Linked DNA regions of Homo sapiens: all the other regions are linked to region 3. Evidence: read pairs that join two places in POLR2A ChIA-PET (ENCODE). Cell type or tissue: PC-9. All regions are shown on one strand. Region 1 overlaps HNRNPA2B1 (heterogeneous nuclear ribonucleoprotein A2/B1). Region 2 overlaps HOXA3 (homeobox A3). Region 3 overlaps LINC02981 (long intergenic non-protein coding RNA 2981).

What was found. ChIA-PET counts read pairs that join two places held together with the same protein. Peaks named below come from ENCODE experiments on the same cell type or tissue, not always from the same donor. Only the 100,000 strongest peaks of a DNase experiment are listed, where the experiment ranks them.
Region 1: POLR2A ChIA-PET joins it to region 3 with 5 read pairs; 2 of 35 experiments call an interaction of 5 or more read pairs at or near these places.
Region 2: POLR2A ChIA-PET joins it to region 3 with 5 read pairs; 1 of 35 experiments calls an interaction of 5 or more read pairs at or near these places.

What each region holds. Positions count from the first base shown.
Region 1 is chr7:26,194,031-26,196,530 of GRCh38, forward strand. HNRNPA2B1 (heterogeneous nuclear ribonucleoprotein A2/B1) reads right to left here. Exons shown (of 11, transcript NM_002137.4): 6 at 2,371-2,451; 7 at 1,817-1,879. Among named protein-coding and RNA genes, the nearest start is that of HNRNPA2B1, 5.5 kb to the right of the region's middle. In PC-9, no CTCF peak of the experiment used is centred here; no DNase peak of the experiment used is centred here; H3K4me3 peaks cover 190 bases; H3K27ac peaks cover 2,252 bases.
Region 2 is chr7:27,113,968-27,116,467 of GRCh38, forward strand. The region is part of intron 4 of HOXA3 (homeobox A3); the gene reads right to left. Among named protein-coding and RNA genes, the nearest start is that of HOXA-AS2, 6.7 kb to the right of the region's middle. RefSeq lists a silencer at 1,549-1,764. In PC-9, a CTCF peak has its summit at 406; DNase peaks (open chromatin) are centred at 274, 664 and 1,344; H3K4me3 peaks cover 2,373 bases; H3K27ac peaks cover 2,380 bases.
Region 3 is chr7:26,451,162-26,453,661 of GRCh38, forward strand. All of the region lies in intron 1 of LINC02981 (long intergenic non-protein coding RNA 2981), which reads left to right. Among named protein-coding and RNA genes, the nearest start is that of SNX10-AS1, 53 kb to the left of the region's middle. In PC-9, no CTCF peak of the experiment used is centred here; a DNase peak (open chromatin) is centred at 1,100.

The DNA of each region.
Region 1 (2,500 bases), 260 kb before region 3:
AAGAGCACTTCCTCCTACTGGCCCAAAAGATAAAGTTTCTATTATGTCTCTCTACGAATTACATATCTTAAAACAATGTTCTCGGTTGGGCACAGTGGCTCATGCCTGTAATCCCAGCACTTTGGGAAGGCCGAGGCGGACGGATCACGAGGTCAAGAGATTGAGACCACCCTGGCTAACACGGTGAAACCCCATCTCTACTAAAAATACAAAACATTAGCCGGACATGGTGGCAGCAACCTGTAGTACTAGCTACTCTGGAGGCTGAGGCAGGAGAATGGCGTGAACCCGGGAGGCAGAGGTTGCAGTGAGCTGAGATCACACCACTGCACTCCAGCCTGGGCGACAGAGAGAGACTCCCTCTCAAAAAACGAAACAATGTTCTTGGCTGGGCGCAGCAGCTCACACCTGTAATCCCAGCAGTACGGGAAGTTGAGGCGGGTGGATTGCTTGAGCCCAGGAATTCAAGACCAGCCAGGGCAACACAGCAAAACCCCCACACCTCTACAAAAAAACACAAAATTAGCCGGTCATGGTGGCACACCCCGTAGTTCCAGCTACCCAGGAGGCTGAGGTGGGAGGATGGCTTGAGACTAAGATTGCAGTAAGCCAAGATCACACCACTGCACTCCAGTCTGAGCAACAAAGCCAGACCCCATTTCAAAGAAAAAAAACAGACCCAACACTCCACACAGTATGTTCTTTACTGTAAATAGAAGTGCGGACATAAACAAAAATTTACACTTTCACATACTGCAAAACAAAAATAAAAAAAAAAAAAAGGCTGGGCATGGTTGCTCACGCCTGTAACCCCAGCGTTTTTGGGAGGCCAAGGTGGGCAGTTCACGAGGTCAGGAGTTCAAGACCAGCCTGACCAACATGGGGAAACCCCGTCTCTACTAAAAATACTAAAATTAGCTGGGCGTGGTGGTGCACGCCGGTAATCCCAGCTACTCAGGAGGCTGAGGCAGGAGAATCACTTGGACCGGGAAGGCAGAGATTGCAGTGAGCAGAGACGCGCCACTACACTCCAGCCTGGGTGACAGAGCAAGGCTCCGTCTCAAAAAAAAAAAAAAAAAAGAAACCATATTAAAAAAAAAAAAAAAGCTTGTGGGCTGAGTCTCTAACTTGTAGTTAAATACAAGAACTCAGCTTCCTCTAAAATTTTAATTATAAAAAGTAGAACAGTGAGATACACTATTTAGTCATGCCTATTGAGTGGCAACACCAGAAATCAAGTCTATTACCAGCTCAGTTTTAAATGTCCCTTGTTACAAAATCTGTCAGTGTGTATCAGCCTTTTCTGTACGCCAATGATATATCACACTTCATGTTTAATGGTAGTTCACAACCTTATCTGCAGCCAGGAGCACACTAAACATTTTGGAACATTTCCGTAGGTTACGCTTTTTGAAAGTTATCCTGGGATGCTTCCCATCTAGTTACGGGTTTAGACATATTTCATATTTTTTCCTACATATACCACCCCCTTAGGTTTTACTCTGTTAAATCCAGTATTCTGTACTTTTCCAGAGAAGCACGTACAAAGATATATCTAGATCCAATCATTTTGCTTGAGAAAAGATGAGATACTCTGATGGTTATCTTTACATTTTCATTTAAAATGGCACTCTATTCCTTAGGCTATAACAGCTAAGATGGCAAAACTACTTAGAAATAACTGGACCACTATCACCCAAGCCATTTATAGACACTAATATAAAATGTTTAAAAACTCAAAATATAAATGAAGTAAATATACGATATAGTTAAGTATTAGTCACATAAACAAACCAAAACGTAGAGGAAAACTGACCTCCAGGTCCTCCTCCATACCCATTATAGCCATCCCCAAATCCACGTCCACTGCCATATCCATCTGTTAGGGGCCAAAAAAAGATTACGTTTACTATAAACTGTTCAGCATTATTGCTAATATTCATTTTCAGTTCTCTTACTACCTCAGCACAATAATTAAGAACCGCAGAAAAGGACACACCAGTGCTACCAGTTTACCCACAAAACATGAAAGCATATAATTAAATCTACCGCCTAAATTTTGGACTCTTAACAAGTCTCAATCTTAGAGATTCCATCCTATTTATACGTAAGAATGACACTTGATGGGGGTCAAAGCTTTTCGGATGACACTTCATGTTACATTATTAATCCAGATAAATACAACTGTTATTAATACAACTCTATTAACTTCTTGTCTGGCCAAATCACAAGAGCTTGCCAGGATACAATCTATTTGAAGTCTTAGGAAAATTGACTTAGGTTGGATTTCTTGATTCTACTAATGAAAACCTAATCATATTTAAAATAAAAGCACACTCATCCTTTAAACACGTAGAACTTGAAACTCACCAGATCCTCCTCTAAAGTTACTTCCTGGTCCTGGTCCGAAATTTCCACCGCCACCACGTGAATCCCCAAAGCCAAAGTTGCCTACAATAAATGCCCCAGTTAGAAGCAAGCCCTTATATATGAACAAAAA
Region 2 (2,500 bases), 660 kb after region 3:
TGCCTGGGCTAGTGGCACCGACTTGGGTATGTTTCTTATGAATATTACACGCGGAGCAGCGTCTGGTCCGGGGGTGCGGTGGGGGGTGTTGGGGCGGGCGGGAGGGGAGACCAAGGCGGCTGGGGAAGCGCGGGCTGGTGTGGGGGATGGGGCTGAGGCGAGGGGAGGGACCGGAGGGAGAAGGGGAGCTCGGCGGTGGCGGGAGGAGGGCAGCCTCCCCCCACCCCCCAACGCCCTCCCTCTCCTGCTCCCAGGCGTCACGAAAGTCCAGGAAAATTATGCTAATGAGGACAAACGGCTCTCACAAAGGGGCTCTCTTGCTGGGCTCTATTTCTTAGGAATTCGTTTGAGAAACTTCGTATTCCTCTGCCCTGGACACTTCCAATTGTGGGGTGAGGGGAAAGAGAACCAAGAAAAGTGAGTTTCCCAGACTTTGCCCAGTTTACTTCACCTGCAACTCCCAAACAGATCTTTGGGTGGGGGTGTGGGGAGCTGGGATAAGGCTTTTCTCTAGAGACCCTCAAGAGCCAACTGGGCTCTCTTTGGTTAAATTTTCAGGCAGAAACTGCTGACATCCTAGCAGCCAGGAGAAAAATGTCCTGGGAGAGACAGGTACTTGTTCCAGCAGTGAAATGGGATGCTCTGGGCTCAGGTACAAACAAGGGTGTTTAGAAACGCGGATCTCCAGGGCTCATGTGCCCATTTCAGAGTGCAGACACGCAGCTCACCCACAGGGAAGACAGAGAAAGCTCTGACCCCAAGAGAAACCGACATCATACACACACACACACACACACACACGCAGGGCAGAGGAATATGTGGTTTCTCAAACGGATTCCTAAAACATACATATATATATAATATATATTATATATATAATATATATTATATATATAATATATATTATATATATGTATATACATATTTTCCTCATTAGTGGGATGGAGTAACGCTGAGCTGGGCAAAAGAAAGGTCCGAATTTGCCTGGTAATATTGCCACAACTTGAAAGTGGATGATTTTCCTCCTAAAGCCTCCTTTGCTCCCAGCTTCAGAAGCAAACTCTGCAAGGGTACGAGTGTGGCAAAAAGAGAAATGGAGATTTCTCTCTTTTGCTGCAATCCCAAGGCGTCAACGGCGGGTCCTTCTCAAAGGAAGGTGTTAAAAATATAAGTAGTATGTTTAAACTGTCAAGGAGCCAAAGTGTCACCTTAGAGCAAAAACAAAGCCAGGGGAAAAGGGAGAAATCAAAAAGCACTCCGGGCCAGGGTGGCCTCATGCATACCAATGGTTTTTGTCATTTATGGCTGGGCAAGATTTATGACTCGGCGCCCCAAAGCTGTAAACAGAGCACAAAACAGCAAACACTTGCTCCTTATGGCATATTGCAGAGCAACTTGAAAGGGGGAGCTGGCCGCGTAGGAGGTGAGAGCCAGCCGCAAAAATCCGTTCGGCGGCATTTTCTCTTCAAACCCGCCCGGTCGGATGTGGCATTTGAAGAAAGAAGGCGTGGGTCAATAATCAACCCGCACTTTCTCCTCCAAACTGCTGACGCGACTCTCACCGCCTTCTCAGCTAAGCCAGCTGCCGGGAAGGCCAGCTCTCCGTAAGAACCTGCCAGGGGAAGGGATTCTCTGGGCCAAGGGGACCGAGGGCTCCCGAGCAAGGGCTGGGGCGCCCTGAAAGCATACCTTTCCACTGGCGCCAAGACCCTGCCGGGCAAAACGCGGGGACCAGACCTGAGGAGCCGTGGGAGCCCAGGGAGATCTGGGGCGGGAGCTTCGTTCCGGCCAGGGCCTCTATCCGCCCCGATACGTGGCTCCTGGGCCGCGGGCCTCAGCGGGCAGAAGTGGGGCTCCGACCTCAAGATGAAGGTCCAGCGTCCTGGCATGCAGATGGTCGGTGCCCCAGCCTCAAGCCGCTCTGCTTAAATCCAAAGGACTGGCTTTGGAGCAAGCGTAGGCGAGATTATTTTAAAATAATAATTTATGCTGGCGGAAGGTTTTTATTTGTTGGTTTGCTATTGGTGTTTTGTTTTTTAAGCGAAAATGCCGATTGTTGATTTCCACCTCCAGAAATTACCAGCCGCCGCCGCTGCGCCCTTTCTAGACAAATCCCACAGCAGTTCACCCGGCTCCCCCAAAACCGCAGAGCTTTTCTTTACTGAGAGGACCCCTTGGTTCCACCAATTCCCCCAAATCCCCGTGGCTCCCGATCTCTCATCCAGGGGGACTAGAAGAAAAGATTTTCTCAGCACTAGAAGAATACTTGGAGCAGCAAAGGTGCCCGTGGTGTCTTTCTACCATTCAAGGGGTGTCCTCCTGAAGGCGTCTGAGAGGGCCTCTGGCGGTTCCAAGGCTGTGCAGCCGGGGAGGAAGGTGAGGAATATCGTGGGTAAGAAGAGGCACCAAAATCACAGAATAGAGAGGAAAATTATTGAGGAAATGTACTTGCCTGTGAGGGTGAAGCTGGCATTTCGAGGTAGAAGGGGACTAGCCTTTT
Region 3 (2,500 bases):
ATTGACATCTGCACGTATTTGTAAATCCAAGACTGCATTTTAAAAGATGTAGACAATCTAGATGTATTTGCCTACCATTCTGTTACAAGTAAATCTATATATATTTTTTCTTTTTTTAATTATTTAATTAATTTTTTTTCTTATACTTTAAGTTCTAGGGTACATGTGCACAACGTGCAGGTTTGTTACATAGGTATACATGTGCCATGTTGGTTTGCTGCACCCATCAACTCGTCATTTACATTAGGTATTTCTCCTAATGCTATTCCTCCCCCCACCCCCATCCCATAACAGGCCCCAGCGTGTGATGTGTGATGTATATTATTTTTATTGTGATGTATATTATTTTTCACGTTAAGATAAACAAAACCAGAAAATGTGTTTCTACTTTTTGTATTTCTGCTTTTTGTATCCCATATCCTGGAGAGAAACGAACTTTCGCATCGCAGCTACCTGCATTTTCAAGTCAAGTAAACAAACTTGGAATCCAAAAGTGTAAGCAGCACCTCTGCTGGAGATAAGAAGTGGCTTAGACATAAACCCCATCACTACCCCTCCCACAACCTGCTTCCTACCTCATCTTTCTTCCAGCAAAGCTGGTTTGAAGGCTCTGGACTTTTGATCATGGCCTCGGGCCGCTGTCCTGGATGGCTGGTCTCAGAAGACCCTCTGAAAACCCAAAGAAGCTTTGGCTACCAGGGGATTCATTTCTCATCTTAAAATTATTCTTTAGAGACAAGATTTAAACCTTCACTTTCTAGGCCTTAGAGTTCCCTTCTCAGAATAACAGGTGGATTACACCGATGGCTGCATTCTCCCCACAGCGGCCACAGGATATTTAAAAATGTAAATCATGTCCCATAACCTGCCTTCCCATTGCACTTCAGATATCCAGGTTCCTCATCCAGGCCTTCGAGGGCCTTTGGGATCCTGCTGTGCTCCCTTTACATGCCTGGCTTGAAGCTCCTCCCCTGCCAGCCTTGCTCTTCCCCTCCCAACCTCGCTCTGCTCCAGCCCCGCTCTCTGGTCTGGCCTCATACATGCCCAACTTTCAGCCTCCAGGGACTTTGTGCATCAGGTATTTCTGTCTAGTGCATTCTTTTTTTTTTCTGTTTGTTTGTTTGTTTTGGCATGCATCCATGCATTCCTCCCCTTTAGGTCTCAGCTTAACCCTCACCTGACCACCTGGTCTACACTTGTTCCCCACAAACCCTTCTGTATTGTCTCACTCCATATCAGTCTTTGTTACAGCACCATTTTCATTCTCTCCTGGGCCTTTACATTTGGTCATGACTTCTTTACCTATCTCTGTGCTTCCCCACCTGACTATAAACTCCATGGGAGCAGGTACTTCAGTCATCTGGGCCTTGCAGGAGGCCCTGCTCTAAGCTGGTATTGCTGGCTTTGCTAGATGCCCAGCTAGGCCACACGTCCCAGCTTCCCTTGCGGCTGTGCTGCTGAGTGCTAAGACATCACCTGAAGAGTGGGAGAGGAAGTGATGTGTTTAGCTTCTGCCTCATTTGCTCGGAATGCATTCCCCAGCCCTAGATGTGTACCCACCTTTCCCTCCTGAGGACAGGAGCGTGGCGGTGCCCATGATCAGCCTGACTGTGCAGACAAGGACACACTCTGGAGGGTGGCAGAGCAACTGGATGGACAGACATGGGCCTAAATGGCCACATGTGGCAGAGCTTCACCCAGCCCAGACCATTTGCCTTGAAATGTTCCATGAGTGCAGAATAAACCTGCATGTCTTTAAGCCACTATACTTGGTCTCTTTGTTATGTGGCTTAACTTTCAGCCAGACGGTTGAATCAATAGTTATTGAATGAATGACTGAATCATCGGAGGCTCGCCAATTTTACCTGGTGCCTTCACTACCATAGGGTTAAGAGGGGAGGTGGTCATCACTGGGAATCATTTACTGAGCACCTGCCACGTACTGGAAAACATTCACCAGGAACTTTTCTGTGCTGGTTGGGTGTCTTCAACTTTTCCCATCTGAAAGCTCCCTGTGGCCTGAAGTGATGTCTCACTGCACTGTTGATGGATTTTTCTCTGCCATCCCAAAGAAACCAAACTTGAAAGGATGTCACGAAGCATGCAGCATGTAAGTCACACTCTTCATGTGAAGATTCTAAGTTGTTCTGTTATGAAAGATCTTGTGTGAAACAGAAATGCCATCTTATAGACTGTGGCAGTTTGTGACCCACATCATAGCAGAGAGTTCTGCCCACTTAATAGTGCTATACTTACTTCCAAAGTTAGTATCTGTGACATTTCATACCTGAACTTCTAATGTTAGATAAATTTTTCTGAAACTCTTGGTCCACAATGATGGGTGGTTTTGTTTGTTTATTAAACTTTTGGGGAGTATATTAGCTGGGAGTAATGATTTTTCTAAGAATTGCCAGTTATGGCTTTAATTTTGGGGAAAAATATTTCCTCCTTTACAATGAACTTTTTGACTTAGGTTCTGGTATATTTTTCGGCTCTACTA